2 separate regions of the Mus musculus genome follow, and region 1 is linked to region 2. The links are chromatin loops, found by intact Hi-C in ENCODE. Cell type or tissue: heart. All regions are shown on one strand. Links, peaks and the distances in the headings refer to the core of each region. The heading gives the core; the rest is flanking DNA. Region 1 has its middle 58 kb from the start of Gm26747. Region 2 holds the start of Gm26747 (a long non-coding RNA gene).

The links. Peaks named below come from ENCODE experiments on the same cell type or tissue, not always from the same donor. Only the 100,000 strongest peaks of a DNase experiment are listed, where the experiment ranks them.
Region 1: a loop joins it to region 2, with 1.8 times the contacts of the local background. A loop is called at or near these places in 1 of 42 quality-filtered maps.

The regions. Positions count from the first base shown.
Region 1 is chr8:121,468,808-121,484,213 of GRCm38, forward strand. No RefSeq gene overlaps it. Among named protein-coding and RNA genes, the nearest start is that of Gm26747, 58 kb to the left of the region's middle. In heart, for the core only: no CTCF peak of the experiment used is centred there; no DNase peak of the experiment used is centred there; H3K4me3 peaks cover 1,014 bases; H3K27ac peaks cover 1,571 bases; H3K27me3 peaks cover 1,256 bases.
Region 2 is chr8:121,411,253-121,426,658 of GRCm38, forward strand. It overlaps Gm26747 (a long non-coding RNA gene), which reads left to right and starts at 7,375. Exons shown (of 4, transcript XR_879271.1): 1 at 7,375-7,446; 2 at 10,159-10,368. In heart, for the core only: no CTCF peak of the experiment used is centred there; a DNase peak (open chromatin) is centred at 6,979; H3K27ac peaks cover 544 bases.

The sequences.
Region 1 (15,406 bases), core at 4,465-12,464, 59 kb after region 2:
GGGTCAGTGGCCACGCCTGGCCCTGTGCCCCCATCCACGAGATGGCGAGCTCCCTGGAGCCAGGCCGAGACGTCCACATCACCGGTTCACTGCCAGAAGGTCGAGGCTCCCGAGAGGGAAGCTGGAACGCAGACTGGAAAATGAAAAGTCGCCCCTTAATGAGGAGCCGGAGGACGCTGGAAATGCCAAGGCTGGAAGGAGCTTCGGAGAGGAGCGAGCTCGGCTCTCCAGGCCTCTGAGGCCTTGTCCATAAAATGAGGGGGTGAAGTGAGGGAGGCAAGCCCAGGCCACCCAAGGTGTTAGTGGCTCAGCTGGCCTCAGACCCCTGACCCCCTGCAGGGCCACCTTCCACAGGGTAGACCTCACCTAAGACAGAATTTAGGGAGCTGCCTTCAGGAGTGTGAGCCCATCTGCTCCTGCCAGAGGGAGGGACCAGCTCCACACAAGGGCACAACCCCACCTTTTCTTCACAGGGTACCAGAGATGGGGCTGACCCCTGAACTCCGCTGGCTAAGGGCCCTGTGTTCATAACACACAAATCCTGCTGCATATCAGCATGACTTGTGCCATTAAGAAGAAAGGGGTGGGGGGAGCTGGAGAGATGGCTCAGCGGTTAAGAACACCGACTGCTCTTCTGGAGGTCATGAGTTCAAATCCCTGCAACCACATGGTGGCTTACAACCATCCGTAATGAGAAACAAATAAAGAACCTATGGGCTGGAGCAAGCCTGGGGGAGTGGGGAGCAAGTGGGGCAGGAGCAAGAGGGAGAAAGGGAAGGGGACAAAAGGAAAGAGAAGAAAGAGGGGAAGAGTGATATAGCTGTCTCTTGTGAGACTAGGCCGGGGCCTAGCAAACAGAAGTGGATGCTCACAGTCAACTATTGGATGGATCGCAGGGCCCCCAATGGAGGAGCTAGAGAAAGTATCCAAGGAGCTAAAGAGATCTGCAACCCTGTAGGTGCAACATTATGAACTAACCAGTACCCCGGAGCTCTTGACTCTAGCTGCATATGTATCAAAAGATGGCCTAGTCGGCCATCACTGGAAAGAGAGGCCCATTGGACAGGCAAACTTTATATGCCCCAGTACAGGGGAACGCCAGGGCCAAAAAGTGGGAGTGGGTGGGTAGGGGAGTGGGGGGGGGGGGACTTTTGGGATAGCATTGGAAATGTAATTGAGGAAAATACGTAATAAAAAAAAATGGTAAAAAAAAAAAAAAGAGGGGAAGAAGGGAGGGAGGGAGAGTGGGAGGGAGGGAGGAACAGCTAAAGTAGGTATGTGACATATGTCACCAACATTCCACTTTGTGCCAGCCACTGGGAATATGAAGACACGTGGTGTAACCACACCAGGTGTGGAAGGCATCAGAGGCTGTAAGAAGCTGGATAATCCTCCCTTCCTGCACAATCGCCAGGGCATGTGCTCACTTCTCCGAAGCCTAGCGCCCAGCAGACTGACAGAACCCCAAACAGGCTGGTTGGTAGCTGCTGATGTCCAACTGCTTGCTTGGTCATTTGACTAGTCACTGGTGGTTTGTTACTGGTTAGGAGAGCTATAGCTTACAGGTTGGTTGTGAGTTGTTAGCAGTGGGTGGATGCTTGGCTAGTTGATTGGTTGGTTTGTTGATTAGTTGGATTGGTTGGTTGGGTGGTTCATTAGTTGGTTAGTTAGTTGATTGGTTGGTTGGTTAGATGAATAGTTGGTTGATTGAGTGGGTGGGTGGGTGGTTGATGATTGGTTGGTTTGTTGATTAGTTGGATTGGTTGGGTGGGTAGTTCATTAGTTGGTTAGTTGGTTGGTTGATTGGTTAGTTGAATAGTTGGTTGGGTGGATGAGTGGTCCATTGTTGACTGAGTAAAAGGAAAACCCAGATCTAACTAACATAGAAAGCCAAAGAAACCGCTCCCATCTCTGCCACTTCTACATTCTCTGGCCATGAGAAAGTCCCTTCCAGGCCTGGAGAGATAGCTCAGGGAATAAAGGTGTTCACGGCACAAGCTTGGTGTCCCAGGTTTGATCCCTGGAGCCCAAGGAAAAGTGAAAGAAGAAAACAAACCCCACAAGGTTGTTCTCTGACCTCCACACGCATCATGCACACGTGGACCCATACACAGTGATGGTGATGATGATGATAACGACGACAATGACATCTTTAGAGAAGAAAGTCCCTTCTGGGAGACTAGTCAAGAATTATATGTTAATTAAGTATAATTAATATATAATAACCAAATGAATAAATGAATCTCTTTAGTCAGGCCTCATAGTTCATACCAGTAATCCCAGAAGTCAGGGGGCTAAAGCAGGAGGCTCCCATGAGATCAACACCAGCCTGAGCTACAGAAAAAGACTCTCTGTACTGGCTAGTTTTGTGTCAACTTGACACAGCTGGAGTTATCACAGAGAAAGGAGCTTCAGTTGAGGAAATGCCTCCATGAGATCCAACAGTAAGGCATTTTCTCAATTAGTGATCAAGGGGGAAAGGCCCCTTGTGGGTGGGGCCATCCCTGGGCTGGTAGTCTTGGTTCTATAAGAGAGCAGGCTGAGCAAACCAGGGGAGGCAAGCCAGTAAAGAACATCCCTCCATGACCTCTGCATCAGCTCCTGCTTCCTGACCTGCTTGAGTTCCAGTCCTGACTTCTTTCAGTGATGAACAGCAATGTGGAAATGTAAGCTGAATAAACCCTTTCCTCCCCAACTGCTTCTTGGTCATGATATTTGTGCAGGAATAGAAACCCTGACTAAGACACTCTCTCAAGTACAAAAACCAAAACCAGGAGTCCCTTCACATTGGGGCCTCTCCAGTCCATGCTCCTGGCTGGATAGCAAGTTTGCTTTAGATACTCAGCACGTGGCACATAGAAGGGACAAGAGTGCACTCTGAAAGTGGCAGGCGTTGTCATCTGCTCAGCATGGTTGAAGGACTCCATGTATAATCCATACATGCTTGCCTCAACCCCACCAGGCACCACTTGGGGATTCTACACACGGTCTCCGTGTAAGCCTAGCAGCCCCCATGAGGAAGGAGTGTGGATCGTGCCAGCTTCACATGCCAAAGGCCAACCTGAAACTCACAAGGTGTAAAGAAAACATTTGAATGGATTTCAAATTCTCTGGCATTCGTGGTAGGAGACGGCCTCCCGGGAGGAAGACCCAGCTCAGATGCCAGCTCTTGAGGCGGGAAGGTTTCCAGGACAAACGGTTCCTACTTGATAAAATGCCTCCACATCCAGAGAAAGGATGGTCACCGGGAGAACCAGGGGTTCAATGCCATCCCTGTCTACACGGCAAGTTCAAGGCCTGGATACATGAAACCCTGCCTCAAAACAACAGAAAAGCCCACTTACATCTCACGTTTCTGAAGGCCATATTATGTTTACAATCCATTTCCAAATGAGGAAAAGGAGTCAGGTTCTAGCAAATGCCAGGTTCGTAGATGTTGAGAGCCCTCTGCCTCCCCAGCGCTGAGATGCACTTCCAGAGTTCTGAGGCAAAATCATGTGCTAAGCACAAGCCATGTGTCCCAGAACATCTCTGCTCAAGCACACACGTGTCCTGAGCCATTGCTTTTTTAAATTTTCTCATTTAAAAATCCCAAAGAGCTATAAATGAAAAAAAATAATAAACGTTTGCATGCATCATACAACCCTGGAAAGTATAGGGAACAGCTGGCTTTTAGCTCTTATAAAGTGGGCTCAGCTCTCACCCACCTGGGTGACAGAAAACAGCTCAACCTCACTGCTCCAAGATGCTGAGAAATGAACATGGCTTCCTCCTGCTTCCTGGTCATGTCCGACTCCAAGTTCTGTTTTGCAGTGAAATTGTTCTGCTCCGCCCCACCTGCGCCCTCCTTGTTCAGTTGGTAGATTAGACACAGCAGAGGAGAAAATCAGTGAATTAGAAGACTGAGCTAAAGAATCCTACAAAATACGTCACAGAAACAAGGAGGTAGAAAACATGCGGGGGAGTTAGAGACCTAAGGTAAAACATGTAGTTCTGGCATTCCCCGGGAACATTCCTCCAGAGTAAAACAGATTGAGACAGATAAGGTCTTTATTGATTATACCCTAAAACGTGTCCAAAATCAAATAAGATCCTGACTATTCGACTAAAGGAGCTTCAAGAGCAGCTTGGGGTGGATGGGTGGAGGATGGATGGATGGATGGATGGATGGATGATGGATGGATGATGGATGGATGATGGATGGATGATGGATGGATGGATGGATGGATGATGGATGGATGGATGGATGATGGATGGATGGATGGATGGATGGATGATGGGTGGATGGATGATGGATGGATGATGGATGGATGGATGGATGGGTGGGTGGGTGGGTGGGTAGATGATGGATGGATGATGGATGATGGATGGATGGATGGATGGATGGATGGATGATGGATGGATGGATGGATGATGGGTGGATGGGTAGATGATGGATGGATGGATGGATGGGTGGATGGGTAGATTGTGGATAGATGGTAGAGGATGATTGACATACTTGTGAAAAGACTTTCTATGGATGGAGAGGTGATTTAGTGTTTAAAACTATTGACTGCTCTTCCAGAAGACCCAAGTTCAATTCAATTGTGAGCACCCACATGGCAGCTCACAACCACCTGTAACTCCAGTCCCAGGGGACCTGATGCCCTCTTCTGATCTCCTCAGATACCAGGCACACATGTAGTATACAGACATGCGTGCAAACAGTGCACACCATGAGCATTCAATAGACAGAGAGAAGATAGATGATAGATAGATAGATAGATAGATAGATAGATAGATAGATAGATGGTTGATACACAGATGATAGATGATAGATAGATAGATAGATAGATAGATAGATAGATAGATAGATATGATATGATAAAAGATAGATGATAGACAATGATAGATAGGTAGATAGATGATAGATAGATAGATAGATAGATAGATAGATAGATAGATAGATAGAAGATAGATGATAGGTGTTTTTAAATAGAAAAGACTAATCTTAAAGGCTCTTAAATGAGAGAGAAACATACAAATCATAAGAGTTGATAAATGTAAGGACGCTGAACAGGGGACAAGGCTGCCTCCATTTAATAGTGGATCGATGTAAGCAGGCAAAGGCCTGAGAGTGATGGAGTTCCTTTAAATTGCCCTAGATAAAACAGGGACCCCATAGTCTCCAAACAATTAAGTAATATTTATCAATGTCACCAAGAACACCCACAGCAGTAGCATCACCATCATCATCACCACCACCATAATCACCACCACCACCGCCGCCATCATCATCACCGTCATTGTCATCTTGTGTAGAAATCACTGCTGTGGACAATGACCAGCATATTGAATTCTATCCATTTTCCACTTCAGCCCCATGAAACTCCTGGGGTCATAGGCGGAATCACTGTTATTATTTTGCAGATGAGAAGCTGAAAGAATGCAAAACCTGATGCCTTTCCCATGGCTAAAAACTCCTTGCTCAATGCCAGTGGGACCATGTGTGTACCCCCTGTCCCGCCCCCCTGTCACGCCTCCTGTCTCCTGTCAGGTTCATGCTGTCAGCTTCCTGTACCTGGAGCCAAGCGCATTCCTCAACAAGGGTTGGGGGTGGGGGCGGGTTGATGGAGACCCAGTAGCTCCCAGGGCTCGTTCAAGGCCGGCATGACCCTGAGTTAGATCTCGCGTGGCTCATTTCGACACGCGCTGATGGGAAACGCCAGGGATAACATTTTATACGTTTAAAAACACAAACAAGCACATTAAAAAGCTTTTCAAGGTGTCCATTATAAAAAGCACGGGTGTGAGCCTGGTGAGAAGGGAAGGCCCCTCCCCCGCCCTCCTCCTCGGCTCCCTGGAAAACTGTTTTCACAGGTGGAAAGTGACTGCCTTTCAATGGGGATCAAATCCCAGCAGCCCTGGCAGCCCTCACACGCGCCCACGCGGAGCGGAGCCTGGTTTGGCTAACTTCCCACCCTGTAGCCGATTTCTGCAGGTCTTTGGATATTAAAGCAAACCAAAAAAAAAAAAAAAATAAAAAATAAAAATAAAAAAAAAATAAACTCAGCTGAAACTCAAATGCACAGGCTCATCCCGCCCAGCCCGTGGGAGGGCGTCTCACCGTTTACCCTGCCTGCATTTCTTTGAGGCACTATCTCTAAATACTTAATAATCACAATGCCGCACGGCAACTCCTAATGAAGCCCCATAAACAGAACCGTCCCAACCGCCCCGCCCCGCCCCGCCCCGCCCCGCCCCGCCCCACCCCAGACCAAGCTTAGGGTGCTCAGAGAGCTGTGCAGGGGCTCGGGCCTCTTAAACCTTGAGGGAATCTGGTCCTCCGGAATGTTCCTGTCCCGGCACTAAAGTACAGAGAGGCTAAGCAAATCACCTGAACATACACAGCCAATAGATGAAAAGGGTCGAATTTGAACCCCCCCCCCGGGGGGGGGGCGGGGAAGAAACATGGGAGGGGAAGCAACATAGAGTGGGAGAAGGTAGATGAGGTGCGAATCTTGGGCGAATCAAACCCCAAGCCAGCCTCGAACTCTCTTCCTGCCTCAATCTTACCAGTCTAGGATTTTAATTGTGTGCCTGCACACCCCAGCTAGCTCTCAGTTCTTCACCATCATGCCCCTGCCTGTGTGGGAGCCTCTGCTGTCCAGGTTGTACCTGGTTGAAAGCTACCCCACTAGATAGACTATGGCCCCGACAGAAGCACGTGCATGGCCCAGATGAGACCTCTGGGGTGAGCACATGCTGAAATAAGAGTTTATTCCTGTTACTCTGTGATGTGAGTGGAGCCATCAGGGTTGTACAGTGTACAACCCGAGCAACTATACACAGGAGCCCTACCTACCACCCATCCTCAGCCCATCAGTGTGCCGCAGTAGGAGGCTTGGAGCACACTCTCCAGTCATACCTTGTGATGTCACTGTTACAGGAGACAGTGGGAAGGTTTGCAGAAACTGCTTACAGCTCCACCGGCCTCTGTTTTTTCAGCCTCCACTCCCCCCCCCCCCCATCTCCCTCCCTCCTCCTCTACCCAGGAACCTCCCGGCCTGGCTTCTTCATCATGGGCTTGAACATCATTCAGACACCCCACTCTTGTCCCTTCATGAAATCGCCAGGCTAGAGCCTTCGACTCCTTGTAACCCTGTGAACAGGCAGCCACTCACAAAGAGCCACCAGGTCCTCAGGGAGCCCCCTGCACTGGTGTCCTTAATCCACACATAGTAGTTCATGCCTGTCATCCCAGAGGCATGCAAGAGCCTGAAGCAGGAAGACAGCCTTAAGTTCAAAACCAACCTGAGCTACATAGTGAATATATCTCATACAGTGCTGGCCCTGTATGTATGTATGTATGTATGTATGTATGTATGTATGTATGTGTGTGTGTATGTATGTATGTATGTATGTATGTATGTATGTATGTATGTATGAAGGTTCCAGCCCCAGCCTAGCACAAACCAGGTATGGTGTGGCTCACCTATAATCCAAGCACTCGGGAGGTGAAGGCAGAAAGGTCAGGAGCTCAGGGTCTTCCTTGGCAACATAGAAAATGAGGCTAGCATGGGCTAGCATGGGCTACATGAGACCCTGTCTCAAAGAAAACATAAACCCATCAGTGCACCCAAAGCTGATTGCCGCAGCAGACACCCGTTTGACCTGGGGTCTTGTCTCAGTGTCATTTTGATGCTGGGACTTGGAGGGATGCATCCCTGAGCCTCAAAGCTGCTTCACAGCTAAGGAGGGCTCCAGCTGCCTAAGCCCCTGCTGAGCCCAGACCTTCCCGCCACTGGTGGCATCTGTCTCTGCAAAGCCTATGAGTCCAGTGCAGTGGACACGCGGCTCTGTCACTCTGGGTGGGGAGGGGAGGCAGCTATTCGTCTGCTGAGCTCAAGAGACCTCAGACTTGGGCCTCTTCTCCCTCAAAGGCTGGGAGGAGCCTGGAACCTGGAGTGAGCACTCCACTGGATGCCCTCTTTTCTCTGTTTTAGGTGCTGTGGAGCCGGCACTCTGATAGCACTGTCGGGTTGTTTTGGTTTGGTTTGGTTTTTGGTTTTGTTGTTTTGTTTTGGTTTTGTTTGTTTTTGAAGCCAGCAACAAGCAGTTAAGTAACTCAAGTCCCCGTATTTTTCTGCACGTCCCTACCTTCCTTTTCCCAAACGTCATGAGAGAGGGCTATGTTGGAGCCTGGACAGGGACAGTCCACCTAAGCACCAGTTGTTCCGTCTTACTCTGAAGTCAACACCAGCAGCAAAGGGCTGAAAACCAGGCTGTCCTGATGAGAATCTGGTTATCCAAGGTTCCTGCTAATTGCTGGTGACACATAGACGGTGACTAAAACCAATGAAATGCCTTTGTTTTCAGGAAACTAGATGCTTCGAGGAGGTCTCTGGGGAGGAGGAAGAGGGTGAGCGGGAAGGGAGTGGATGTCAGTGATGGGAGGGAAACCAACAAATTACAATAGCATACATCTCAAAACAACAGACTCTTGGTTGTCACCGAGGGAAGGGAAGAAAGGGGTAAGGAGGGACATGCTCCAAGTGTGTCAACCACAACTGAATGTGGCCTTACATACCCAGTGTAATAAAAATAAAAAATAATAAAAAATAAACAAAAAAACAATCTTTGGGGTGTGTGTGTGTTTGTACATGTACATATACATCACACACCAAAAAAAGAAAATGGAAAAAAATGTATTACTTTGTGCACTGACTTTAAAAAATGTTTTAAATGCTCTACTTAAGCCAGCTATTTATTCTATCATCAATATCCTTAAAATGCCACTAATGCCCCAAAACAATTTCTCTCTTGATATAACTGAAGAGGACCAGCCCAAGGCCCATATCAGTGTCAAAGTCAGGAACTGGAAGATGAGAGAGCCAGCTTCCCATCCCAGAGCAGCTCAGAGCTGAGAGAGACAGGACATTCCACCCTAAGAATGATTCACCTCCATCCAGCCTTCAGACGCTCAGAGGCGTCTTTCTGTGTGTCCCTGGAAGGTGAGTGCTTCCCTAACATGCAGCCCTTGGGCTCCTCAGAACCCTTCTCTAAACAGGTTGAATTCTTGTAAACTCTCCAAGAAAGTTCCAAATTCCATCCTTGCAACCCCAGACCCGGGACCCTAATGGGGCGGGCGGTTTCCTTTTTCCTCAGCCGGCAACTTTTCCAAACAGGACAGGAAGATGAGTAGTCTTCAAAGAATTCTTCATGTTCGTCCGAAAACGCAGATTCCCATCTGTCTGGAGGTTGCTTTTGGGCCAAAGCCACAGGGATCATGGAGTGCCTTTGGATGCTCTGATGAGCTCTGGGCAGTCCAGTTTCACCCCAGTGAGTAGGCCCAGCCTCTTTTCCCTACACCCTGGAGCTCACTGGAGCCCCTGTACCTGCAGCCTCTGGTAGGCCCCCCACTCGAGGGGCTGGCGGACCTGAAAGGCCCACATCTGCTACCCTGGCCACAGTGATCTATGTTCCCACCGCCAAGGCCTGCGGTGCCAGCCCCACGTCGAGAGCTGGATTGTGGTGGTCTGTCTGTGTTTGTTGAAATTGGGCCTGGAGCAAGGGCCTCGCCGGCGAGACTCCCTGGAATGTGCGCAAGCCCTGTGCAGCCAGCTCTGTCAGCAAGCTCAGGAAATGGCTGCAGGGCTGGGCCAGCGCAGGCTCCCCCAGAAGACATCATCAGGAGGGGACCGAGGGACAGATGCAGCTGCCAGAACAGAGGTCCCTTTTGTGTGGGCGCAACCATCCTATTCTCTCCAGGTTTACAGTATGAGGTCCTGATTTATCTGGACCAAGTAAAAAATTCAAATAGGAAACTAGAATTTTTTCATTTGCCTCACAGAGCATTTTCCAGAAAGAAAACTAAAGCATGCTGTGTTTGAAGCTGCAAGCATAGGCCCTAGTATCAAAATAACAATAGAGGTGCATTAGTGTGTCAAAGTAACCATAGAGGTGCATTAGTGTGTCCGAGTAACAATCAATGCACATTAGTGTGTCAAAGTAACCATAGAGGTGCATTACTGTATCAAAGTAACAATGGAGGTGCTTTAGGAGTCTAGAGGGCATCTGGCCTGCATTTATATCTGTGGACCACAGGCCTGCAGAGGCCAGAAGAGGTTGTCAGATCCCCTGGAACTGGAGGTACAGACAGTTGTGAGCCACCAGCAGCCCTATTGGTAGTTCCCAGGGGTCAGCTGTGACAAGACTCACAAAACGAGGTACAGCTGGTAGAGGCCACCCCTGTACATGACAGATGTGGTTCATTAGACTCTATAAATATGGGACCATGGCAGGGTGAAGTGGGCAGGGTAGACATAGTGGGACATGAGTGGAGACCCACGGAGGCTGCCAGTCTGAAAGCGAGGAGCTGGGCTGGGCTCTAACATCTGGCGTGGGACTGGTCTCATTTCTTAACGTTCTGGGATGTGGAAGGAGTGATGTCCACCGGCTGGTCAGTATGGAGTGAGGAAATGTGTGTCAGACAGCTTTGTCCATCGCCAAATCGTCCCCCTGACCCAACAGCTTAGAACAACATCTTCTGCTGTAGCTCACATTCCCATTGGCCAGCAGCGCTCAGTCTGCAGGCAGCTCTCCCACTTACAGACTTGGGGCTTTCCGCCTGTCCTGTAGTGATGGCCTGGGATAGGGCCAGACTGGCCACATAGCTCCTTCACACAGCCTCTCTTCCTCTCTTTCAACCTCTCTCTCTCTCTTTCTTTCTCTCTCTCTCCCCCCTCTCTCTCTCTCACACGCAAATCTCTCTCTGTCTCTCTCTCTCACACACACACACACATCTCTCTCTCTCTCTCACACACACACACACACACATATCTATCTCCATCTTCATCTCTATCTCTATCTCTCGCTCTCTCTCCAGTGCTATTCCACATGGCTTGCCCCTCTGACATGCAGCCTGGGTTAAATACATGAGACTCACATGACCTCTCAGGAGGACACCAATGCCGTTTCCTTTGGTTCTGTTGTTCAGACAGCCTCAGGTCATCCCAGGCTCAGGAGACAGGGATGAGCTAGGGGAGGAAGGAGAACACCTCATAAAGTATGGGGACAGGAGGTGACACGGGCGCACTCCGTGGCTGCCTGAGTACTGCTCTCTTGCTGTACTTGATTGCAGATGTTTGCTGCCTGGATGGAGGAAGGTCTTTTCACAATGTCATTGTGACCCAACATCTAAGAGGATCACCCCCACTACAGTGGAGTTTCTAAGACCAGTCCCAGGACACTCGAGGACTGTGTAGATTACCATGGACAGAGTGTAGTCGGTGTTCAGTTCATCTGTGGGCAGAGCACAGTAGGTGCTCTTCTGGCTTGGAGCTTACCTGATAGACCAGTGATCCCAAGGGATGCCCTTGTCTCTGTCTCCCCAGGACTGAGATTAAAAGAGCCCAGCTTGTATGGCTTTAGATTAAAGCCATGACTCCTTATGCGTCTGAGGCAAGCACTTCACTGACCGAGCCCCAGCCCACCAGCGGGCTTTTTGCATTATGGGCCAGAAACTGGCCTGCCACCCCACCTTCAAGAGGACTGTGGATTTCCAGGACACTTGGCAGGAGGCCTTCTGACACAGCCAAGCTCCGAGGTTCATACTCACACGTGCTCTCACACAAGTGTGCCGACACACATGTGCAGTGATACTCGCTGAAGCAGGCCACGTGTGCAACAGTAAAGACCCGGGAGTTTACTCAGAGGGAACCCAGCGGGTTACAGCACAGCCACACAAAGAACACCACGAAGTTGAAAAGGAAGGCAGAAGCTCCGACTTGAAGGATGGGCCGCGGGCAGGCGGCACGTGAGTGGAGAGAGCAGGCTGCAGACCCTTGAGCCTCATATAATCCCATTTGTGTAAGAAAGCATGAATACACTGGATTGTTTATACAGACACTGGAGGTTCTGGACACAGCGACATCAAACTCTTCGCCAGTCGTCCTGAGAACAGCTTTGCCGCTCTGCCTCGCCTTTCTATCGCTTGAATTGTTTCCAAGAGCGGCATGCTTGGGGCGAGTGAACGTGCCCTTCCCCTGCTTCATGTTATGGAAAAAGTCAAGCGTTCGCCACAACAGAGAGGAACCCCGGGGTTCCCACCCCCAGCTTTAGAAACTGTGGGCTCACGGCCAAGCTCGCTGCATCTCCATCCCGCCCTCCCAGCCCCCACCCCTCAGAACACCCAAAACTCACATCATGTCCCAGAGACAGAAAGTATCAAATGGCTCTCCTGATTTACAATTCGTTCTCCTGTAAATTATTTTGTAACAGTTTGCTTCTACCAGAATTCAAATAAGGGCTACACATTGCAATGTGCTTGGCTGTGGTTTGGTTTATTTAGTCACCATCCAGTCTGTGCATGAGGGTGGGTAGGTGGGTGAATGTGTACGCATGCATGTACCGTGGCCTGTGGGGAGGAGGGTCAGAGGGCAATTTTCTGGAGTCAGTTCTCTCCCTCAACCATGCAGGTTGCAGAGAGGGGGTGAAGAACCCAATACTTTATCCAGCAGTCAGCCAGAATGCTGACATGGCTCCCTAACTTTGTGACAATGGGCAGTTCACTCCGAGTGCATGGTGTCCTTCTCTAAAGCTGGCACATCTTTATTAGGAAGTGATGGAAGGCCCAAGCGTCTGAGGGCTGCTACACATGATCTGCCAACTACAGCATGAAGGTTCAGGGCTAATAGTCCAGGGTGGCCCTGCCTGCCCTGCTTGTCACGGCAGCCCCAGAGAAACCATGCATTTTTATTCCATGAGAGGTTTCCAATACTACCAAGGATAGAGAGTGCCACCGCCCTCCCTCGATGAAAACATCTGGGGTCATGTGTGGCTCAGAGCTCCTAGGCAACAGAGCACGGTGACACTAAGCCTTTTCTCAGCTGATTAGCTTTTATCGTCAGCATCCGCAGGTAACTTTAAGTTTTCCTACACCTATTTTTAATGATGATTCTTAAACGCTTTAACCTCCCTTGTAGCCCACCACCCACCAGAGGCAGTGGGAAAGAAAGGATATGGGAGAAGTGGGCCTGTTTAGAAATGGCTTTTTGGAGCAACTCCCGTCTGTGTTGTCTGGAAATCACAGGTCAGGAGCGGCAGCTCAATCCACTCACCAGCAGTCCAGTTCGGTAGAGTCAGGATAGCAAACTGAATCGCAGCTCTGCCTCTCTTGGTGAAGCAAAGATCAGTGAAGACTTGTGACCCACAAATGTTGCACGGCTTATCTCTATAAACAAGCCTAGCTCGGCCCCGTCACTGTCTGTCGAGTCCTATTTATACCCTCCAAACATCCCGTGTCCTCATCGCTCTTGCCTCAGCACATGCGTCCGGCTCATCTGACATCACTCTGCCAATCAGCCCAAGTCCGAGGAAGCAGCAAGAGCCACAGCACACCACCAAAAGTCTTTTGGTTTGTTTTGCTCTATGGAGTCCCAACTAATGCAGCCCAACTCTGCAGCGTACGGCAGACCAACACATGTGTGTTGTTAGTGAAGAATTCTTCATCATGTGGCCTTCTGTGTGCTTGCTTCAGCAAAAATTCCTTTCTTGCTTCAGTTAAATATTCCTTCATGAGTCTGCCTTAGCCTTTCACCTGTGGCCACTTCAGGAAAACCCTCCCTCATGTGTTTGCCCCAACAAAACGCCATCCAACACAACTGACTTTCCAAAGAACCCTAAAGTTTCCACTTCATCAGTGTGACACAGCCTAGGGTCTCTTAAGAAGAGGAAACCTTAATGGAAGAGCTCCCTCCATCAAATTGATCTATGGCTGTGTCCCTGAGGTATTAGCTTGATTGATAATTGATCCGTGACAGCCCAGTCACTGTCAGTAGTGTCAGCCCTGAGCAAGTAGGTCTGAACTGCATAGGAAAGCTAGCTGAGGGGCTGGAGACCTGGCTCAGCAGTTAAGAGTACTGTCAACTCTTCCTGAGGTTCCAAGTTCAATTCCCAGCACCCACATGGTGGCTCATAACCATCTGTAATGGGATCTGACGCCCTCTTCTGTCATGCAGGTGTACATGCAAATAGAGTATTCATGTATAAATAAATAAATCTTTTTTAAAATATTTATTTATTTGTTTTATGCATATGAGTGCACTGTAGCTGTACAGATGATTGTGAGCTATCATGTGGTTGCAGGGAATTGAATTCAGGACCTCTGCTCGCTCCGGCCCCACTCGCTCCAGTCCAAAGATTTATTTATTATTTTATGTAAGTACACTGTAGCTGTCTTCAGACACACCAGGAGAGGGTGTCAGATCTCATTATGGATGGTTGTGAGCCACCATGTGGCTGCTGGGATTTGAACTCAGGGCCTTTGGAAGAGCAGTTGGTTCTCTTAACCACTGAGCCATCTCACCAGCCCATAATTTTTTTTTAAGTTAAAAAGAAAAGTTAGCTGAGCCAGCCAGTAGGCAGTGTTCCTCTGTGGCCTCCACTTCAGTTCCTGCCCTGACTTCCCTCAATGACCCGGAAGTGTAAGTTGAAACAGACCCTTTTTTCTCCTAAGTTGTCTTTGGGCATTGTGGTTACCACAGCAACAGACGACAAACGTGAACACTAATCAGGCTGACAGCACCACCTCCTTTTGAGATCTGAAGGGTACAGTTGAAGGTGAATATATTGAGCACACAACCAGAGAAGGGCATGTGTGGGCACAGGTGGGCACAACGGGCAGTGGTGGGACTCACCCATGTAACCCTGTGACAAACACAAGGCTAGCAAATGGGTCCTAAAGACTGGGCCTTCTCACCAGTAATAATCCAGACCCTCCACTTGAAAGGTCCTTTAACGGATTGGGCAGTAACGGGTCAGGGAGGCAGAGAGCAGTGTAAGAACAGTGGCTACTTCACCCACACTCTAGCTACCAAACAGGGGGCCGTGGGTCTCCTGCTCCCAGAGGCCCTGGTGTTGGCACCCGTTCCGGTTGCACAGTGGGCTCTCTCCAGTCTTTCAGTATATTGTCTTTCTTCTAGTAACTTCCAAGTTCTGATACAAGCCACCTCTCTCCTCAGTCAAACACTACCTTCTAGTTTTATGTTTGCCCGCAGTGATGTGAGAGGCATCTGCGCATGCCTCTACTCTCAGGGTTGCAGGGAGACCGCATCAGCCAACCAGAATCCTTCTCTGAGAGCTCTCCTGGTGCTGAGGCAGGAGGCTTTCATTCCTGGCCACTGTCAGACTAGAGAAAGGCAAGGTGGCTTGTGAGATCACCTATTGATGGCAGGAAGCCAGGGGGACCGAGGTGGCGGAAAAGGAAGACGACGATGGGGAAGAAAAACACAGAGCAGGAGTAAGAGAGAGAAGGAACGGGAACCGGAAGACATCTAAGGAACCGGAAGAGGAAACGGAGAAGAGGAGGACCCACCCGTGAGCACCCAGGAGAGCTGCAGTTAGCGAGTAGCTGAACTATCCGCCC
Region 2 (15,406 bases), core at 3,084-11,083:
GTCAGCCTCAGTGACTACAGTCATAGATGAACAGGCCTCAGCTAATGTCAAGATACAGAGAGGTCTCATGCTGGTTAATCAACTCATAGATCTTGTCCAGATACAACTAGATGTATTATGACAAATAACTCAGCAGGGATGTGAACAAAAGTTTCCGGGATTGTGTGTTATTTCCATTCAGTATGTTAAATTTACTAGGGCAGCTAATTTGTCAAAAAGTCTTTTTCAGTATATGTTACAGAATTGGATGGCTGAATTTGAACAGATCCTTCGGGAATTGAGACTTCAGGTCAACTCCACGCGCTTGGACCTGTCCCTGACCAAAGGATTACCCAATTGGATCTCCTCAGCATTTTCTTTCTTTAAAAAATGGGTGGGATTAATATTATTTGGAGATACACTTTGCTGTGGATTAGTGTTGCTTCTTTGATTGGTCTGTAAGCTTAAGGCCCAAACTAGGAGAGACAAGGTGGTTATTGCTCAGGCGCTTGCAGGACTAGAACATGGAGCTTCCCCTGATATATCTATGCTTAGGCAATAGGTCGCTGGCCACTCAGCTCTTATATCCCATGAGGCTAGACTCATTGCACGGGATAGAGTGAGTGTGCTTCAGCAGCCCGAGAGAGTTGCAAGGCTAAGCACTGCAATGGAAAGGCTCTGCGGCATATATGAGCCTATTCTAGGGAGACATGTCATCTTTCATGAAGGTTCAGTGTCCTAGTTCCCTTCCCCCAGGCAAAACGACACGGGAACAGGTCAGGGTTGCTCTGGGTAAAAGCCTGTAAGCCTAAGAGCTAATCCTGTACATGGCTCCTTTACCTACACACTGGGGATTTGACCTCTATCTCCACTCTCATTAATATGGGTGGCCTATTTGCTCTTATTAAAAGGATAGGGGGAGATGTTGGGAGCCGCGCCCACATTCGCCGTTACAAGATGGCGCTGACAGCTGTGTTCTAAGTGGTAAACAAATAATCTGCGCATGTGCCAAGGGTATCTTATGACTACTTGTGCTCTGCCTTCCCCGTGACGTCAACTCGGCCGATGGGCTGCAGCCAATCAGGGAGTGACACGTCCGAGGCGAAGGAGAATGCTCCTTAAGAGGGACGGGGTTTCGTTCTCTTTCTCTCTTGCTTTTTCGCTCTCTTGCTTTTCTCTCTCTCTTGCTTCTTGCTCTCTTGCTTCTTGCACTCTGCTCCTGAAGATGTAAGAATAAAGCTTTGCCGCAGAAGATTCTGGTCTGTGGTGTTCTTCCTGGCCGGTCGTGAGAACGCGTCTAATAACAACAGATGTCAACTACGGACCCAGGGCCACAAGCATCAGGTTGACAAGCTCACCCATCAGGCCCCCAACCCTGGGTGGCATGACTCACAAGCCCTAGACTTCTGTGGTCCAATGTCCCTGCAGCCTGCTGGCCACCGTGATGTGGATGTGATTGGCGTAAACACGGCCAATCTGTGTTTGTAGTGTTCATCTGTGCTGCAGGAGACAGGATGTAAGGAGGGAGACACAAACATGCACATACACAAATATATCCCATGTGTGTGGATATGCTGCTGCTGCTGTGTGTGTGTGTGTGTGTGTGTGTGTGTGTGTGCGCACGTGTGCATGTGCACATACAGCCACATGCTGATTTGAGGCAGAGTTTGGCATAAGCAACGTATTCTTGGAATCAGGTATCATAGTCCACACTTGGGAGGCTGAGGTAGGAGGACCTAGAGTCCAAGGCTAGCCTGGGCTACACACCAAGTTCAAAGCCAGCCTCAACTACTCAGCTCACTGTTTCAAAAACAGACCAAAATGCATCCTGGGAAATCTGCCTCTGTAAGAGATCTGCAAATCTGGATGGGGCGGGTCACTGCTGTTACTCAGCCTGACTCTAGATGCAACTGTTTTACAGCTTTTATTTAAGGGTAAGAATATGCTGGAATGGCAACAAACAGCTCACTGCCCGAGGTTGACACGGAGCACCAAACTGCATGCTGCTGTCGTTACCAAGGATCTACCATGTTCTGCAGGTGACTTCACATGCATGTTAGGCTACTGGGTGACTGACAAGAAGGACAGAAGAGGGGTAAGCCAGTGTCACCCCAAACTGAAGTTGTTTGCCACCAGTGACAGCTTAATGAGACCATTATCATGTGAAGTTTGTCATTGAGTGAATGCTCTGTGAAGCGTGAATGTACACACACACACATGCACACACACATGCACGCACATGCACACGCATTCGCACACACAAGCACACACGCATGCACACATACAGGCACATGCACATACACACACACACACACACACACACTCATGTGCGCACACACAGAACTAGATGTGAAAGCCATGTATACATTTGCAGAAAAAGAAGCAGCAGCTGCTTAATCAGCAATTCTGAAACCAAATTTTCTCTCCCTGAGGCAAATGTTCTAGAAAACATCCTACCTCACCTTACCTGCACAAACTGTTCTGTGGGGCTCGAGAGATGGCTTAGCTTCACCAAGGACCTCAGCCCATAACCACCTGTAACTCCACCTCCAGGAGACCCAGCGCCCTCTACTGGCCTATTTGGGCACTGCACTCACACACACACACACACAAACACACACACACACACACACACACACACACACACACACACACACACACGTATAATTTTAAAAATAAGATAAAAGAAATTTAAAAGTCTTGTGACCAGGTAGATTTGGGAAGTATGGCTTCTTCCAGCTGTCTCCTGTGCCTAACAAGAGACCCAGGTCTTATAGAATGCCTAAAGTCACTACAGCTGAGCTCACAAGGGCCTGAGGATTCAGTAAGGAGAGCCGCAGCATGCGAAATGACAGCTACAGGTGGCGGCGAAGGCCCTGGCATTCTGCAGTTCAGCCCAAGATGTATCCAGATGTATATGGATACCCAGTTTCTGGTGACAGACAATGTCAACAAGTGACAGAATTGGGTAAAGGGTCTGGGGGAGGGTGACAGCAAAGGTGGATGTGGGCACCTCTAAAGGATCCCACTTCAGAGGCGGCAGAGCAGTCAGGTGGTGCCTGGGCATCTGGACATGTGTTTGGTTCTTCTTAATGTGGGAGAAACGGTTGTGTTTATACGTCATTCACAAAGCCAGTGGTTTCCCCGCGGTTGGCAGTCCACATCTTGATTTGATCGTGGTCTGGTTTTGAGTGTTGTGACAGAGTTCCAGAACAGGCAGTAATCTCACACTCATTCCCCACTCATCCCTGGAGGGACCCTGGCTCTTGTTGTCCTGTATATTTTACTCTTACACACGGTGTAAACACAGCACGCATTGTAAACAGCTTTGCTTTAGGCTGTCACGTATTTTTCGAGAAGTTAAACAGAAGAAAAACAAACCCTGTTCCTCTCCGTTCCTACCACATTCAGCACTTTCTTTCCACTTTGCTCCACGCGCCCAGGACTTCGCCTCTCGCTCACTGCTTCCTTAATAAGCTCAGTTTGTCTAGTAGGGCAAGCCTCGCTGGCAGCAAGTTCCATGGGTTTCACTTGCCTGGAGAAATACGCTTGTCTTTCTTCTTGAAAGGTGTTTCTCACTGGGGAGAGAGTTCCTGGCTGAAAGGACTTTATTCTCTCTGTCGACACCATGAAGGGAGCCCTGCCGTGTGTCAGGGCTCATGTCATTCCTGGAGAGGCTCCTCTGCAGCTCTGCCTTGGAGCCCCTTCAGGTACTGAGTCCTTACCTGGTTGCCTTGAAGAATTTTATCTTATTACTTTCTGCTTTCAAATTTAACTATTTTGTATGCAGCATACAAACTATTTATTCTTCTCAGGGTTAACTCATCTTAGATGCTTTTTTTCTTAGGGGTTTAATTTAATATTTGGGGGGGTTGTGTGTGTATGTATGTGCTTGTATGTGTGTATGTGTATATATATATGTGCATGTACATGTGTGTATATGTGTGCATGTGTGTATGTGTACGTGGTGTGTATATGTGATGTGTATGCTTGTATGTATGTGTCTATGTGTATATATGTGTGTGTACATGTGTGTATGTTTGTATATGTCTGTGTATGTATATGTGTGTATGTAGTGTGTATGCTTGTGTGTATATATGTGTGTGTGCATGTGTGTGTATATGTGTGTGCTTCTGTGAGTATGTGGTGTGTATGTACTTGTGTATATGTGTGCGTATACATATGTGTGTATGTATGTATGTGTGTATGTTTATATATGTATGCATGTATTTGTGTGTATGTGTGTTGTGTATGTATATATGTGTATGTATGTATGCATTTGTGTGTATCTGTGTTGTGCATATATGTATGTGTTTGTGTGTTTGTGTGTATGTGTGCATGTGTGTGTTCACATTGTGTGTATGTGGATACAGAGGTGTCTTTTTCAGTCACTGTCCACCTTATATTCTGAGACAAATCTTTCACTGAACCCATAATTTGACAGTTTCAGTTGTCTTGCTTTTCTGCTTGTTCTGGGGAATCCTGGTTCCACCTCCCACCCTGAGGCTGCAGGTGGGCTGCCATGCCCACTCCACCTGTTGGTGGGTTCCAGAGACCTGAGCTGTGAGCCTCACATTTACACAAGCACTTTGGCCATGAGCTAGCTTCCCAGGGGTTCATTCATTACATTGCTATGTCTTGGTCATTAGCTCATTAACTATTTTTCTGCCTCATCTATCTATCATCTGTCTGTCTCTCTATCCACCTATCTATCATCTATCTGTCTACCTATCTCTCTATCATCTATCTACCTATCATCTATCTATATGTCTATCATCACATATCTACATATCTATATGTTGTCTGTCTATCATCTATTTTCTATATATCTATCTACATCACATACACACATATCTATATGTTGTCTGTCTATCATCTATTTTCTATATATCTATCTGTCTGCCTGCCTATCTGTCTATCATTTATCTATCTATCATCTATCTACATGTCTATCTGTCTGTCGGTCTATCTATCTTTTATTTCTCTGCTCCCTTCCTCTCTTCTGGGATCCCAGAGTCTCATGTGTTAGACTGTACTACCAACCCCTTGGCTCCAGCTGCTCTCTTCCATTTGCTGTTGTCCTGACTGTTCCCTCCCTGGGGATTGGGGCGAGCGGATCTGTTCGCAGCACACCGACCTTGATCCTCATCCCACTAGCATGAGCTTTTCTTCAAATCTCCATTCGCCTTACGGTGAACACCTCCCAGCATTTCCAATCAAGCCTTACCATGGGACTCCTTCTAAACCCCATTCTGATAATGCCAACATCCAGAGAGCCTTGCTCTGTGACTATTCCTGTCCCGCGACAGTGACCTGTCTTCAGCTGAAAGCCATGAACGAGAGAGGGGCTCAGAAGGTAAAGTAGGGCCGCCTGACCATCTCTGGGTGTGGGATGCTCTGCTCTATGCGGTGTGCTGTGATTATTTTCCTCTCCAGGCCACAATGGGTTAACAAATCTGGTGTTCCACGTCCACACTGCTGCTCATCATTGAAAGAAGTCAGGACAGGAACTCACACAGGGCAAGACCCTGAAGGGTGTTGCTTACTGGCTTGCTCCACCCCACATGGCTTGCTCAGTCTTGTAGAGCCCAGGACCAGCAGCCCAGGGATGCCACCACCCACCATGGGCTGGACCCTCTCCCACTGATCACTAATGAAGGAAATGCATTACCATTGGATGCTTTTTCTCAACCGAGGCTCCTTCCTCTCTGATGACTCTAGCTTGTGTCAAGCTGACACACAGACCGAGCTGGTGCAGTGTCTCACTGGGACCTGGCGCTCGTGTATTTGACTGTACTTGTTGACCAAGACTCCTCAGCCCCTCCCCCAGCACTGGGGCTATAAGCTGGCACAACCACCCTTAATTCTCAACACCGGTGCTGGGGATTGAACTCAGGTCCCTCAGGCTGCATGGCAAGCACTTCACTGGCTGAACCAACTCCCTAGCCCTGTCGTCAGGTTTGAGGAGCAGGAAATGTGGAAATAGCTTCCCTGGAGCTAGGCTGAGGAATGAAGATTCCTCCAGAGTCACAGGACGACATGGGGTTCCTGGCTCCAGCTAGGATGCAGGCCGGGTGCTCTGTCTGTCATGTGTGCCTTAAGCAGCCTCACTCTGTCTCCTCGGGGTTATTTCCATTAGCTCCCTGCTTGGCCTAAGAAGGACAGAGAGGGTGAAATCATGTTTTCATAATTACTCTCGGGCAGCAGCTGCCCTGCCAGTCACCAAAGGTGGCTTTTTTCCCCCTGTGTTCAAATGGGAGGTACTTGGCCAAAGCACCAAGAGTGAGTGACAGCTAGAAATCCAGGTGGCAGGGACTTTGTCCAGAGGTGTGCCTGACATGTCTAAGTTCTGGTTTTGCTAGAACATTCCTAAGGACATCTCAGATTCTCTTCATTGTAGTCAAATGCATCCCAGTGTTTGCTCTGTCTAATTCAATTTTCGGGTCCGTGGCAGCCAAAAGAAATCAAGGCTAGGTCCAAGCTACCCTGTCTCTGGTGCCTACTTGTTGGTTTCTGGGCACTTGTGGATCTCACCAGGTCCTTCTCTGGACCTGGACACTGTTCTATGCCAGGACCAATGGGATTCTAGACCACATTCCAATGGACTGACTTTGCCAGAGTCCTAGAACCCAGTCAGAGCCTGCTGGTCAAGAAGCAGGCAAGCTTCCAGGGCTGTCCCCCATATCTTCTTATCAGTTCTGACTGCCCTGTGGCCACTGCCTCGTCTTCCTTTTGTTTGGATAAGAGAAAACAGTCCTGATCCAGGACAGAACCAAGGTCATTTCAAGAGTAGGGGAGCTTTGGGTAGCTCATCAATAGTCAATCTCACAGGCCCACCATGGCTATATCAAACCAGCAAGTGGCAGCCAGGCCCTGGCTCTGAAGTCAGAGTACATGTGTAACAACCACTTCCCCTCGGGCATCTGACCCTGGGCGTGACCTCGCTCTGACCTTATCAGTTGGCAGAGCTCGGCTCTAGTGAAGTCAACAGAGGCCAGACATAAGATCCCCTGTCCAGCACTGAATCCACACACTCCCCTGGCCCACAGCCTCTTTCCTGGGGTTGGGAAGGAAAAGAGTGGGGGAGCTGGCCAGTCTCTCCACCCATCATCACCCCAGGCATTGTTGGAAACAGAAGCCAGCCAAGGCATCATCTCAAAATTCCCATCTCCACACATTTGTGAACAGATCGGTTCCCAGAACTACGGCCCTGCTGGGGTGCTAAAGCAAGCACAGCCCCCCTAAGTAAAACTACAGGGGGAGTCAGTTACGGAGTGTCACAACCTTAGACCCTTGGGTAAACCTGTTCTTAATCAAGCATTTGCCATGCTCTACACGGACCGTGGCACACTGACGACCTTTGAGCTCTGGTGAGGACAGGTAATTTGGAGTAGAGAGAGCCATCACAGGGTTGTTTGCAGGAAGAATCCAAGAGCCTGTCAGCCAGTGGCCAGAAGGAGATGAGAGGTAGGCTAAGGAAAGACCCCAGAGAGCCCAGAGCAGGGAAAGGTGGGCAGGCTGGGAGCTGGAGAGAGAGAGAGAGAGAGAGAGAGAGAGAGAGAGAGAGAGAGAGAGAGGACACCAGACATTGCTGGAAGAGATCATGGCTTGGGGGTGGGAGTGAGATTCTACAGGGCATCTGGATTTCAGAGGGAGGGAGGCCTGGGTTCTTCCTTCCTTCCTTCCTTCCTTCCTTCCTTCCTTCCTTCCTTCCTTCCTTCCTCCCTTCCTTCCTTTCTCTCTTTCTTTCTTCTATCATTGCTCTCTTCAGAGGCACCAAAAGAAGGCATCAGATCCCATTACAGATGGTTGTGATCCACCATGTGGTTGCTGGGTATTGAACTTGGGACCTCTGGAAGAGCGGTCAGTGCTCTTAACCACTGAGCCATCTCTCTAGCCCCGAGGCCTAGGTTCTAACCCCAGTTCCTACAGTCCACCTCTAATGGCCAGGAGGGAACTGCCCAGAGTGTGCTCTGGGCAGAGGGAACTTGACAGCCGCACAGACGGACTGCGAGTGACCAGGGGAACGACACAGATGCCAGGATGCTGGAATCCAAGGCGGTGTGGCAAGAAAACCAACCCATTCTGCAGTCTTCAGACTACAGGGGTCTGGGGAAGGCCCCTCAACCCGACATAGTATCCCTATTTAAAAATGGAAGAAATCTCAAAGATCCATTCCCCACTTTGTGACCTCTGTACAGAGTCTGGGGAGAACCATGATGCTGGCGGGGGACTCAGACCCAAATATACCCAAAGAAGGTAGCCTGGCAGCTCACAAGCACCCCAGTGCAAAGCCATGTGTGATTCCCTTCCTCACCCCATGCTGCAGGGTTACCCTACAACCTGCAAAAGGCCTCACCCCTACCAGTGAGAACCTTGATAGAGGCTCCAGACATCTCCTTCCTCCTGCTGCAGAGCCTGCCAGGCCCTTGGATGCAGCCTAAAGTCCCTGCCCCTTCACAGAGTTGCTTGCAGCCTCTGCTGGCCTGGCTCACATCCACCTGGGTGTGACACAGGTCTGGGTGACACAAAACCAGTGTCACCACCCATATAGGCTTTGCAGATGGCCTTCAAGCCACACAGACTTGAGCCAAGTTACCAGCTGTGTGACCTTGACAAGTTCGCCTGTCCTCTCTGAGCCTCTGAAGGCTACGAAGGTGCTACAGAAGTTTCTGGAGGCTTAGGGAGATGGCTCAGTTGATAAGTGTGTACTGCATACTCGTGAGGACCTGTGTTGGATCCCCAGAGACCATGCCGGGGGGGGGGGGGGGTTGGGAAAAGGCAAGAGCAGAAAATACAGCATAATGGTAGCGTGTTTACCAAGCATGCATGCGGCTTCGGGTTCCATCCCCAGCACATGCATCACCATCACCATCACCACCACCACCACCATCATCACCATCACTACCACCATCACCATCACTACCACCATCACCACCACCACCACCACCACCATCACTACCACCACCACCATCACCACCACCACCACCATCACCATCACTACCACCACCACCATCACCACCACCACCACCATTACCATCATCACCACCACCACCACCACCACCACCATCACCACCACCATTACCATCACCATCACCACCACCACCACCACCATCACCATTACCATCACCACATCTTATTTTTTTAACAAGAGAAAAGCCAAGCCCATCTGTACACCTGTAACCACAGGGTTGGGGAGGCAGAAGCAGGAGGATGCCTGAGGCTCACTGACCAGTCTATCTAGCAGACTCAATGAGCTCCAGGTTCAGATTCAGGGACCCTGTCTCAAAAATAAGGTGGACTGTATTGGAGGAAGAAGCGTAACACACAGGTGTACAGCCGAACCCGTGGGAACACACACATTCATACACTCACACATACACACACTTACACACTCACACACTCACACATTCACATACTCACATTCTCATACACACACACACACTCACACATACACATTCACATACTCACATTCTCATACATACATACTTACGCACTCGTACACATTCACATACTCACATACACATTCACACACACTCACATATACACACTCACACACATTATACACACTCACACTTATACACTCATAGACACATTCACACACACACACTCACAAATTCACATGCACTCACATAAACACACACATTATACACACTCACACACTCACACTTATACACTCATAGACATATTAACACACACTCACACATTCACATATACACACTCACATACACAGTCACACACACATTCGCACACACTCACATATATACACTTACACACATTCACACATACATATACACACTCTCACACACTCACACACACACTGTTGGGAAGACAAAAAAGGATAACCACAAAAAAAGGAGCTTTCAAGAATAACTAACAGGCAGTAAGTCCTCAGAGAGTGACAACCAAGGTAAACACTGTCATAACTGGGGGCGGGGCCTGTGCTGAACAAGAATCGCTCTGCGCTGTACAAACACAGTACATACAATTGCACAATTATGTCCGAAGCCTTACAGTGTTTGCTGTGTTCAGATGAGCATTGGGTTACCGCAGCTGTGGCTGCCTCCAGACTCTCCCCTCAGCCAAGAACTGCATCTCACCCCCATTTTGTGGCTGAGGAAGTGGAGTGTCCCTGGCTGCCTTGCTGAGGCTGGTCTATGTGCCCCTGGGGCCCTTTAGGCCGGGACGTTTTGACTCCATTCCTCCTAAAAAGAACCAGCCCAAACCTCCCGGATTGAAGTCTCCAATGATTCATTCAACAAACTGTGACAGAAACAATTTGCTTCAGAGAAACCTTGCTCCCTGGAGAATCTGTCGCTCTGTGTCATCCTCAGGGACAAGAAAATTCAAGAACAAACCAGCATGAATGTGGGCAAAGAGGTGACATGGGTAAGTGTGGGGACTCTAGTCATGCCAAGTCCTCCAGCTGGGGTAAGGACTAATTTGAAAAGGAATTACAATTTAGGTAACGTTATGGGAAAATCTTAAAAAGCAAAACCTTTGCTGACAGAGTAGAGTATGGCCGGCCAACTTGTGACTCTTGCAATTGATGGGGGGAAAGGAGAGGGGATGGCCCAGCAGTGCCAACCTCCAGGAACCAACTCAGAATGAATAAAAAAAGTATTTCAAGTAAAGCAAGCATATTGAATAATTGTGCTTTTAACTTCTGCTCCGCTCTTAGTTTTGAACAAAACATAAATGGACAAATGGGAGAGTAGGGATGCCATCCTGAATCCTGGAGGGGGCCTTTGGTGGTGGGGCTAGGAGCTACCAGCACTTTGACATGCTAGAAGAAAGCTCTCTGATGCCTTTCAGAAAGGTTTATTTTTCAAAACACATACTTTGCACCTCCCAAAAGAGGGTCATACTCTGTAACCCAGGCTGGCACAGAACTCACCATAAAGTTCAAACTGGCCTCAAATTCACCCTAACCCTTCCGCCTCAGCCTCCAGGGTACTGAGGTCTTGGGGGCAGGGGAGGGCACACTGGCCCCTGGATCTGTTTAGTTAACTGTTCTTCTAAGGGATTTACACTTTAGGGTATTCCAGAACTTTCTTCTTAGTTTTACTTTACAGGCCATTGCATGTTAAACTGCAATTGATTTGTTTTTTGGTTTGGTTTTTGTTTTGTTTTGTTTTTTTGGTTTGGTTTGGTTTGGTTTGGTTTGGTTTGGTTTGGTTTTTTTCATGACAGGGTTTCTCTGTGTAGCTCTGGCTATCCTGGAACTCTGTAGACCAGGCTGGCCTCAAACTCAGAAATCTGCCTGCCTCTGCCTCCCAAGTGCTGGGATTAAAGGCATGCACCACCACTGCCCGGCTAGATTTGTTTTTTTAATGTATGTACCTTGTGGTTAGTGTAGTCAATTGAACAGAAGCTAGAATCACAAGAAGGCTGGAGACATGGCTTGGTGTTTAAGAATACCAGCTGTTCTTCCAGAGGACCAGGGTTCAGTTCTCAGCACCCACTTGTGGCTCACTACCATCTGTAACTCCAGTTCCAGGGGATCCAATGTCTTCTTCTGACTTTCTTGGGGACTGCATCATGCGGTACACAGATATGCAGACATAACACCCATACACATTAAATAAATAAATAGCAATAAAATCACCTGGAAGGCCTGCCTCCAGGCACACCTGTGAGGCGGTATCCTGATTATTTTAATTGATGTAGGAAGATCCATTTAATTGCAGCTAGGACCATTCTCTGAGCAGGGCACCCTGGGCTGTATAGATTGGAGGAAGGACAACTGGACACTATTTGCTTTCTTTGCTCTCTGCTTCCTGATTGGGGACGCCATGTGACCAGCTGCCTCAAGCTCCTGCTGCCTTGGCCTCCCCTCGTGACAAATTGTACCCTTGAACTATAAGCCAAACAAACTCTTTCTCCCTTAGGTTGTTGGTGGTTGTTGTTATTGTTGTTATTTTGTTTTGTTTTCAGCAAATTTTATTAAAGCAATGGCGGAGGGGGGGGAGGCGGGACTAAGACAAACCTTATAACATTATATCTGAGCTCAGGTGGAGGAGGGGGGCCACGTTCCCGGGTCGCCTGGGAAAATACCTGCCAATCATCCACTTTCTCACACCCGTGTGTGAGCAGGAAGTCAACTCGGAGCACACCTGGCCCCACATGTGCCTTACCTGTGGGGCAGCTTATGGTACAGTCTCCACCGTTCCTCCATCAAAAGCCATCCTCGGTCCTCCTGGTGGCTTTCTTCTCAGCCCGTGACACATCGCACCTTGAGCTCCCATCTCTCTGCATTTCCATGATCGCTAGGGCTTGCCTGACTTTCTCACTATCGCTGTTCTAGCAGAATTACGTACATCCTTTGAGTCACTCATGGGACCTTCGTCAGCCAATGGCCTGTTATGAAATGAGGCAGGTCGTCAGTACATGTTGAAGGCATGTATGGGTTCCATGGTCTGGAATTCTCCATTTAGGTTATGCTGCCTGACCAGTCCCCTGTATCCGTGTCTGCCCCCCCACCCCCCGTTCTTCTACCATCCCCCTTCTACCCCACTACACCCACACCCCATCTCTGGCTCTTACACTTGTAAGCATAGCACTTTACCCACTGAGCCATCTTGTCTCCCAACCTATATAAAGTAGAGGAACAGACCCTCATACTCAGAGGGTGCCCCCCCCTTACTGGCTGCCAGTCAAGAATATGTCACCTACAAATGTATCTTCAAGGCTGTGCACAAGAACATAAAAAGAGAAGCCCCCTCCTTGAGTCTCTCCCCTCTCCTCTACTCCTGTCTCCTGTGCCGTGTTTTCCAGGTTTATGAAAGTATTTCGTTGCAACAAGATATGCCTGCAAGTTTGGGTCTGGATCAAGGGAAATCGGGGCATGCTAATTTCAAGGCAAATTAATTAAAATGCAACCCCCCCCCTGGAAATCACAGAGCAACAGCGTTCAATGCTTGGTAGCCAGCCAGCAGGAACTGTCCCCGCCCTGCCCAGCCTCCGTTGCCCTGTTTTCCTCTCCAACTTGTGATTTTTGTCCCTCAAGAAGCCCAGCTCTGGGTGCTACCAGTACTTCAGCCCCAGCCGTCAGTGCAGAAGCAGCTGAATCAGAGGGTGTTGCCGTCGGGGGTTCAGCGAGGAGCAGGTGACGCACCTTCTGAAAGGCAGCAAAGGCTGTGCGCAGCACTGGGCTGTGGTCCCAGCGCTCAGCCAGCTGAGGTGGGAGGACCAAGAGTTTGAGGCTAGCCTGAGTTACAGAGTACTGAGCCAGCCAGGGCAACAGAGCAACACCCTCTTTCAGGAAGAAAGAAAGCAGGAAACCATGCGGGAGAAAGAAATGGGCATGACGGGCTAGGAAACATCCGGTTCTGCTTTTCACTACCATGCCTGTTCTTCAGACCAGGCTATTTGCTAAAATGGCGAGTGTCCTAGTTTTTATCTCTGTTTCGATAAAATACCCTGGGGGGGGGGGAAGCCCACTACTTAGGGGAGGAGCGTTTGTTTTAATTCACACTCAACATGTGGTTCGCAACAGTCATGCCATCCGGATTCGAAAAGTCCTCACGGGCTCACGTGTAAGAAATGCTTCGTCACCAGCAGGGGGCGCTGTCTTGGAGGTTGTGGAAACTTTTTAGGAGGCAGAGCATCGCTGTAGCTAGAGGAACTAGGTTGCTGGGGGCAGGCCTTGAGGGTCACAGCCACGCCCACTTCCTGTCCTATTCTCGCTGGGGGGGGGGGGGTCGTCTTTGAATATGGGAGGGGTCTCAGCCACCCCAGAACCAACTGGCCCTCTAAAACTAGTGGCTAAAGTGGGCACTTCCTCTACAAGGGTTTGAGTCAGAGAAGAAAACAGATGCACACGTTTTCAAGAAGAGGAAACTGAGACACAGCGTCCCAAGAAGGTACCCGAAAACGGAATAGATGGGCCAACAACAAAAAGACAGAGAGAGATGAGGAGAGATGGAGGAGGAGAAAGTGGAGCCTCCCTCTAGGGTTTGACCCGGGTGTGCCTCTTACCCCCCCCCCCCACTTCCTATCACCACCTTCTTCTCTTTAAAGATGAGGACACGGTCACTGAAGAGCAAGTCTGTAGTCCAAAGAGAACCGCATTGCACAGTGAGCTGCCTGACCTCGGGATCCCAGAAATCAGATCCTCGTGCTACAACCTAAAAAAGCAGTTGCCACGGATCTGGGCACCGGCCACCATCCCAGCACTCAGGAGGCCGAGGCAAGAGGATCATCAGTTTGAGGCCAGCTTGGGCTACAGACCAGACCCTGTCTCCAAACGAAAAAAAAAAAAAGAATGTTTTTCAAAGCTGCTGCGGGATCATCTTGGGAGGGCGGCCACCTAGGAACCGCCCCTGTTTTCCCAAGATAGCGGCTTTAAGTTTCCTCTTTCTACATAGTAATGAGACCCAAAGGGCGCTGCTTGCCCGTCCAGCCAGCGATCTATTAAAATTCATTCTCCCCTTCATCTTTGTACTGTTTATTTTATAAACAGAGACACTGTGTCTGAGAGTCCAGTACTCAAAGCTACGCTTCTCTGATGAAATCTAACCACTTTCCACTTCTATATCTGAAAACGAAGCAAAGCTTTCAAAAGGTATTTCCACCCAAAATGCGTCCATTTTCCAGGGGGGAGGTGGAAACCTCACCCAGCCATCGGAGGCCCATAAACCCAGGCCTCTCTGCAAGCCCCCACAATGCAGATTATCCTCTACGGAAGTCACATTACTGAGGACCCGTGGCATATTCCAGCTACCTCACTCGTCCTATGTGCCGTGGAGCACCCCTCCATAAAACATGGACGAAATATTCACAGTCAGTACCACAAAGTTCATGCATGCATGAGAGCCTAGCCTCAGGCCCCACGGAGACACGGTGACGCACGGTCTGGTCCTTGCGCTGGGAAGTAAAGATAAGAGGCTATCTGGGGCTCGCTGCTCTGACTTGGGAGACTGATGAATGATGGGGTCGAACCCAGGGAGCTCACCACAGATGCGTTCCAAGTGAAGACAAAAGAAACATCTCGGCTGGCCCAAGAGGAAGGCTCTGACAGTGACCCGCAGTCCACTGGGATAAATAGCCTTCCCACTTCGGGGACACTGAAGAACATAGGGTCACAGACAGGGAGGAGACAGCATAGGGAGGCTTGAGCTAGGGCTATACGCCCTGCAGTCACCAGCACACCCTGTACCTCCTTGAATAGAAGTCAAGCATGAAGAAGGAGCGTGGGTTCTGAGCTGTACCATCCTGCTGGCTTGTCATCTATAACACGTTCCCTTTATCTTATTTTATTTTATTTTATTTTATTTTATTTGGTTTGGTTTGGTTTTTCGAGACAGTGTTATCCTGGAACTCACTCTGTAGACCAGGCTGGTCTCGAACTCAGAAATCCACCTGCCTCTACACCCATGGCTGCCCAATCTTAATGTGTTTTTTGGGGGGGAGGGGTTGTTTGTTT